Regions from separate parts of the Homo sapiens genome. Here region 2 is linked to region 1. A link is a contact called in ENCODE Hi-C data. All regions are on one chromosome and are shown on one strand. The core of a region is the stretch at or near the end of the contact, and the rest is flanking DNA. Distances in the headings are between cores, read along the strand shown.

Region 1 (3,695 bases), core at 699-3,198:
AGGCAGGCGGATCACGAGGTCAGGAGATCGAGACCATCCTGGCTAACACGGTGAAACCCTGTCTCTACTAAAATACAAAAAAATTAGTTGGGCGTGGAGGCGGGCGCCTGTAGTCCCAGCTACTGCAGAGGCTGAGGCAGAATGATGTGAACCCAGGAGGCGGAGCTTGCAGTGAGCTCAGATCGCGCCACTGCACTTCCGTCTCAGAGTGAGACTCCGTCTCAAAATATATAAATAAATAAATAAAAACAAAAAAGAAGATTCCCAAGTGGGGGCAGAAAGCATGAAGATCTTCCACCAAGAAAAAGCTTGGAGGGGCCATAGGTTGACTGGTTCAAAAGAACAAGATACAAAACAGCCCAAAATGAGGCTAAAATGGAGAGCAGAGCCAGGTTCAGAGAAGGAAATTTGGGTTTTATTCTGGGCATAATGGAAAGCCACTGAGGGGTTGATTTTAGGCAGAAAACAGTGCTGTGGCCAGATTTTAATTTTTAAGAGTCACACTTGCTGCTGGTTGGAGCACGAATTGGACGGGACAAAAACAGGGATAAGGGAACCCAAATAGGAAGGTTTTACACAAATCCAGGCCAGAGACAATGGTGGCCTAGACCAAATAAAATGGACAACAGATGAATTCAAGTGATATTCCGGTGGTATAACTGATGGAATTCATGGATGAACTGAGTGTTAAGCATGGGGCTTCACTATAGCCACATTTAGCTTTTGCTTTTGGTTGAACAGCGGTGTCATTTTCCGAGATGGGAAAAGCTGGGGTTTAAGCAGAAAAATGAAGAGTTCCACTTTAAATATGTTAAATGAGATGTTTGCGTGACACCCACTAGATGTCAAGAGAGCAGCTGGATATGTAAAGTAGATTTGGAGGAAAGATCTAGGATGGAGCTGCAGATCTGGTAGTTGTCCTAATACAGGCAATATTTAAAATCATAGAAATAAATGACACTTCAGGGTAAATGCATCAGAAGATGACCTAGGCCCCATCCTGAGGAACTCAACACTTAGAGACTGGATAGAAAAGAAAAATCAGGCAATGAAATAGGGAAAAAAAATCCTACCACCATGTTTCAAAAAGAAAGGAGTGGCCAGTCCAACAAATGCTGACTTATGTCCCTTGGATTTGGTAGAATGGAGATCACTGCTGATCAAGACAAGAAACATTTAAGTGTCGTGGACGCCAGACTGAGCTGGGCTGAGGAGTAAAAATGAAGCGCAAATATGGAGCAGACAGCTTAACACAGGTCTAGACAGGGCTGTCAAACATGGAAGAAACACTAATCGCTAACAGGATAGAGCATGGCAATAGCTTGAAATTGGTTTGAAAATCCAAGATAAAAAATTCCTCTGACATCGTGATCCAGACCTCTCAAACACACAAGCATGCTCGCAATAACTGCAATAAAAGCAATAATGCTTTCTAGTCTATTCCACTACGTTAGAGAAACGGCTGGTCACCACCCACTCAATCATTCACGGCTCGCTGACGGGTAGAAACCTGCAATGACAGGTCCACGCTAATCCAACAAGGGATGATTTGGGGAGGCAGAGATGGAGTTTGAAAAGAAGCAGGGAGCCCGAGGACCTGCGCGGCCAGAGCGCCAGATAGCCATAGGCGTGGAGACGGTGGGGCGCCCACAGCCCCGGGCCCGGAGCCCCCGCCCCGCAGCCCCACCCGCCGGCCCACCCCGCGTCACTCCCCCGCCGCCCTTACCTCCTCCAGATACTCGCCCAGCTGGGCCGCCACGTCCACCTCCCAGTTCTTGGTGAGGTCGCGGATGGGCTGCAAGAGGTGGGCGAAGCGCGCCTCCACGTCCTCCATGTCCGGGAGGGAACGGGCGGCAAAGGGACCGCAGGGCTGCCTTCCGAGGGGTACGGCGTCCTCAGCCCGCCACTAGTTCTGGCGCCATTTTGCTGTTCCCGCCCAGGAAAATGCGTAGGCGCGGCGTCGCGCGCATGTCTATGACGTAACGTGGGCAAAAGCCAGAGAGGCGAACCCCGGCGCCGCGCAGCGGGAGCTCACCGGAAGAGTCGCGGGGCGGGGTCGAAGCCTCCGGGAGGGGGGGGTGGGCGGAGCTTTGGGCTGCCACCAGTTTGGACGGGAGGGCTTTTGGGGCCGCCGTGGGTCGGGCGGGGCGGGGTGGGGCGGGGCCTGGAGCTGCCGCGGGCGAGCGGGCCGAGGAGGCGGGGCTTGGGGGCTGCCACGGGTTGGGGGGGCGGGGCGGTGAGGAGGCGGGGCCTGGGGCAGCCGCGGGCGGGCGGACGGGCCGAGGAGGCGGGGCTTGGGGCTGCCACGGGTTGGGCGGGCGGGGCGGTGAGGAGGCGGGGCCTGGGACTGCCGCGGGCGGGCGGGCGGGCCGAGGAGGCGGGGCTTGGGGCTGCCACGGATTGGGCGGGCGGGGCGGTGAGGAGGCGGGGCCTGGGGCTGCCGCGGGCGGGCGGACGCGGAGGGCGGGCCCTGCTCTAGCGGGCCGCGTAGCGGACATGGCGGGCTCCCGGCTCCCGCGGCAGCTCTTCCTCCAGGGCGTGGCGGCCGTCTTCATGTTTGCTTTCGCTTCCCTCTACACGCAAATCCCAGGTGAAGGCACCCAGGGTGGGACACCCCCAGCCTCGGCGCGGGACCCTATGTCCTCTTTTCTCTGTGCCCGGCACTCACGCAGTCCGGGGTTGGGAGTGAGGGCCAGGCCTTGGCGTGGGGTAGGGGGCGGCGGTTCGTGTCCTGCAGGCCGCTGTGGGGGTAGGAAGGTGTGCGGTGATCCATTTCCCGTAAGGCTCTGGACTCTGACCTGGGGTGGGGGACAGAACTCTGAGAGAGGTGGGAGAGAGGCTTCCTCCCAGACCTGGTGGGACAGGTAGGAGATCGGGCTGAGACCTGGAAGAGGGCAGTGGGCTCTGCTGGGTGGGAGGCCCTGACTCAGGTAGTTGAGCAGGCCTCTAGCCCTGGGACGGGGTTTTGACAGGTCCCGACCTGGGGGACGGGCTCTGGAGGGACTGCAGACTCTGACCTAGGGATGGAGGTATCCGCATGCTCTGACCTAGGCTGGGGGATCTGCAGGCCCTGACTCAGAGGTAGTCTAGTCTGCAAGGGCTGTCCAGGGCCTGGCCATGACATGCCCTCCCACAGGCCTGTATGGCCCCGAGGGCATCCTACCTGCAAGGAGGACGCTGCGGCCTCAGGGCAAGGGGCGCTGGCAGCAGCTGTGGGAGACCCCGACGCTGCTGTGGGAAGCGCCGAGACTGGGGCTGGACACGGCCCAGGGCCTGGAGCTGCTGAGCCTGCTGGGTGCACTAGTGGCCCTGGGAGCCCTGCTGCTGAGCCCACTGCGCCACCCTGTCATCTACTTGCTGCTTTGGGCCGCCTACCTGTCAGCCTGCCAGGCAAGTGGGACCTGTGACCAGCTCACTCTATCTCCAACCCCCACCACCCACCCCTGCCTCTACCTTACCTGAGTCCACAGACACACCCGCTCCCTGACAGCCCCTCTCTCCGCAGGTGGGCCAGGTGTTCCTTTATTTCCAGTGGTGAGTGACGGCTGGGCCTGGGGCTGTGGGAGGCTGGGTAGGGGGTGGGGGAGGGCTCTGCCCTTCCTGGGAGGACTTTCCGAGGGAAGCAGCTGTGTGGGGAGGGGCTCTTGGTGCTATTTGCTCTCCCCATAGGGACTCCCTGCTGCTAGAGACTGGCT
Region 2 (3,695 bases), core at 353-2,852, 280 kb before region 1:
GACTTCTGCATGTGTGTAGCAGCCTCCGCGCAGGACGTAAAGATGCAAATCTAGTCGTAGGCTCTCTGAAAGGAAAATTTTGGGGACCCAAAATTACTAAGCTAAAGGAAAAGTCAAGCTGGGAACTGCTCAGGGCAAACCTGCCTCCCTTTCTATTCCAAGTCACCTATCTCCTCACTAAGATAGGTGCATATCTGATTCCCTGCTTTGGAGAGGCTAATCAGAAACTCAAAACAATGCAACCTTTGTCTCTCACCTACCTGTGACCTTGGAAGCCCCCTCCCTGCTTCCAGTTGTCCCCAGCTTTCTGGATGGAAGCAACGTACTTCTTACATATATTGATTGATGTCTCATGTCTCCCTAAAACCAAGCTGTGCCCTGACCACCTTGGGCACATGTCGTCAAGACCTCCTGAGGCTGTGTCACGGGTGCACCTCTTTCTAAATTACCTGAAACCATCTCAGATAGGGTTCACACATCCCTTTCCCAAACCCTCCCAGGAGCCCCTCGTGGGCGCCCAGGTCCTGCGTGCTGTTGTGGCCCAGGCTCACCTGGAGCAACTCGACTCTTCGTTACAGCCTCGTGAACCTTTCAGTTCCTAAAGCTGTCTAGCCTGTGAAAGGAAAATGAATCTGGGGGCCCCAAAATCACTAAGCTAAAGGGAAAAAAGCTGGGAACTGCTTAGGGCAAACCTGCCTCCCCATCTATTCAAAGTCACCCCTCTGCTCACTGAGATAGGTTAATATGTGATAGCCTCCTTTGCGGAGGCTATTCAGAAACCCGAAAGAATACAACAGTTTGTCTCTCACCTACCTGTGACCTGGAAGCCCCCTCCCTGCTTCGAGTTGTCCCGCCTTTCCCGAGGGAACCAACGTTCATCTTACATATATTGATGTCTCCTGTCTCCCTAACATGTATAAAAGCAAGCTGTGTCCCGGCCACCTTTGGCACATGTCAAGACCTCCTGAGGCTGTGTCACGGGCGTGCGTCCTCAACCTTGGCAAAATAAACTTTCTAAATTGACTGAGACCGTCTCACATATTCGAGGTTCACAAGCCCATGCATGGGGACGTCCCCTGGGGTAGCGCCCCTCCTCCACTGAGCTCACTCGCTTCCCCCTTGTGTGTTTTCTTCAGAAGAAATTTCGCAGCTACTTGGTCCACACCTGTCTGCCCCACAGGAACCTCTCTTCTCCACAGGCACATGGGCGGCGTACCTGCTGGGCTGTGTGGAGAGGACCGGGTTCCTCTCCTGATTCCTGCTCAGTTAATAACGAATGTCGACAAGTCGAGAAAATTGCTCAAATTTACCCCATCAAAGAATTAAAAACTGGTGAAAGCTTGACCTGCGCCCCCCACCCCTGACGTGCTCACCGCTCCACTCCCTCTAGGCGGGCGGCACCCGCTGAAGCCTCGGTACCACACCCACAGCCAGGAGCCCCAGTCCCGCACTCGGCCGCATGCGCACTCCCTGCGGCCCTCCCGCCAGGCGCCGCGCTGGGCAGCCAGCGCCCCGGCGGGGTCCTTCAGGCCTTCGGCCGGGCAGCCTCCCTCGGGGTCCTTGTGCGGTTGCGTAGCAGCTGCGAGGACGCGGGCCGAGCCGGAAGTGGAGTGCGCTGCGGCGCGAGCTGGGCCGGCGGGCGTGGTTCGAGAGCGCGCAGAGTCCAGACTGGCGGCAGGGCCCGAGGGGCCGACCCGCAGCGTCCCTGGTCTCTCCAGCCCTCACTCGGAACCGCACGTGAGGGCAAATCCGCCCCGGTGGCTGGCTTAGCACGCGGGGACAGCCCCTCCGAGGCCTCCCTAGCGGTGTGGGCGAGAGGGCGTCCGGGTCGGGGGAAGCACGGAAAGGTGGCTTCGCGAGGCTGTTGTGGGGGGCGGGACGGGCAGCCTGGCGATGCCTGGACATGGTTGGTGGCCAAAAACATTTATCGAAAGATAGCTTACCCACTTAGATGGCAAGGACACGGACAAGCAAGTCTTCGCCCGTAAGCGGTGGCTCACGCCTATAGTCCAGGGATGCCGAGGAGGGAGGATCGCTTGAGTCCAGGAGTTGGAGGCTGCAGTGAGCCGTGATCGCGCCACCGCACTCCAGCCTGGGCGACAGAGTGAGACCCTATCTCTAAACAAAAGAAAGAACGTCTTCAAGCATGGAGCCATGAAGCTGGATTTGGCTTTCTGTCGCTCTCTCTACAGGGTACAGGTGAAAGGGGGCAGACCCCTCATCATGCTTTCCAGGCATCTGCCACTTCCCAGGAATTGTCTCCCTGGATAAACAAGGCGAAGTCCCTGGCTGTGCAGAAGCAGTAGCTGTGTGGTGGCACAGTCAGGAAAACTCGGGGGCCCTGTTGGTATTTTCTACCCCTGACCCGTGTGCATACTTCTGTCGTAGCTCTCACCACAGTAGACTCTGCTATCATTGTGTCTTCCATCCTCTGAACCCTGTGCAAGGTCTGCTCATGGTGAATGCCCAGTAAGGCTCACCTATTGCTGCTGTCTCATCATCATATCATTTCTATGTGCCCCCCTAGCTAAGAGTCTGGACTGTGGTTACATTCTCAGGAATGTTTGCAAAGTCATATTTAGGTGTGAGGAGAGTAAAACAGAGCTAGACATAATGTTGCACACAGCCTTTGGCACTGGATGCCTGGTGAATGTCTTGTGCAAATGGGTAACGTGAGGAGCAGCATTTGGGGTGCGCAGGACTTAACTATTTGTGTATAACATATTATTGATGCCTGTGTGTCATACTCTGCTACTCCAAGTCTAGTAGTCAATTGCATACCATATCTCAGTCTGGCACTGAGGGAAGCAGTCTGGAGGGAGGTACAGCTGGAGATTTGGTTGAGGGGACTTATCTCTGACAACAGCCTCTTGTTGATCTTCCCAGACAGTGACAATACCCTCCCCTCCCTTGGGCTGGACCCCTCTCTACAGCTAGGAGCCAATGGCAGAAGACAAAACCAAACCGAGTGAGTTGGACCAAGGGAAGTATGATGCTGATGACAACGTGAAGATCATCTGCCTGGGAGACAGCGCAGTGGGCAAATCCAAGTATGTTGGGAGATTAGGGAATAAATACCAGCCCCAGAGAGGGTCCAGGTCATTTAAAAAGTCCTCCAGAGGCAGAGGAGCATGGCTTCTTGGGGCTGGTGAAGGAGCAGTCTTGGCTGGAGCCCAGATGTTCATGGGGGAACGAGGGGAATCACGTGAGCCGTTGTGTGTGTCAGGTGGAGGGGGCAGGTCATAAGGACTGAGGAATTTGAATGTTTCCTCTGAGCCCTGAGAGAACGTGTGGAGCAACTGAGGACATTGTATGTGGTTTGTGGGCTGAGGGATGGCAAGGGCGGGGAGTGGGAATGGAAAGACAAAAGTGACTATGCCACCGTGACAGATTGGGTAAAGGTGGTAAAGATGCTTTCTTGGAGGGACTCTCTGAAATAGAGAAAACTGGGTAGAACTGACGATTGACTATAATCATTGTGAAGACTGGCTTCTTCTTGTAATGAATTTCGGTGCCTACGTGCCACCCGGAGAGGTGAAGGGAGGCTCTGCCGTGCTGCCAGCTTGTCTCCATGAGACGTCCTAGTTCTCACGCCTAGGACTGCTGAGGGCACATGTCCATTTCTGCCTTCATAGCATGACGGTACACTTGCCCCTGCCCAGAGAAGTGGTCACGTTTATCTCCCAAGTACTCCA

The links. Hi-C counts contacts between places; a loop is a spot of excess contacts on that map. Pooled maps may share reads with other maps.
Region 2: a loop to region 1 is called in a pooled map, with 12 times the contacts of the local background. The contact joins the promoter of RABL2B here to the promoter of NCAPH2 in region 1. A Hi-C loop is called at or near these places in 1 of 50 pooled maps.

What each region holds. Positions count from the first base shown.
Region 1 is chr22:50,506,477-50,510,171 of GRCh38, reverse strand. It overlaps NCAPH2 (non-SMC condensin II complex subunit H2), which reads right to left and starts at 1,948. Exons shown (of 20, transcript NM_152299.4): 1 at 1,727-1,948. The coding sequence starts at 1,834. LMF2 (lipase maturation factor 2) reads left to right here and starts at 2,470. Exons shown (of 14, transcript NM_033200.3): 1 at 2,470-2,590; 2 at 3,137-3,390; 3 at 3,506-3,534; 4 at 3,670-3,695. The coding sequence starts at 2,497. RefSeq lists silencers at 1,410-1,699, 2,370-2,469 and an enhancer at 2,690-2,739.
Region 2 is chr22:50,781,543-50,785,237 of GRCh38, reverse strand. It overlaps RABL2B (RAB, member of RAS oncogene family like 2B), which reads left to right and starts at 1,602. Exons shown (of 9, transcript NM_001130919.3): 1 at 1,602-1,737; 2 at 2,891-3,050. The coding sequence starts at 2,944. It also overlaps the pseudogene RPL23AP82. RefSeq lists a silencer at 1,431-1,670.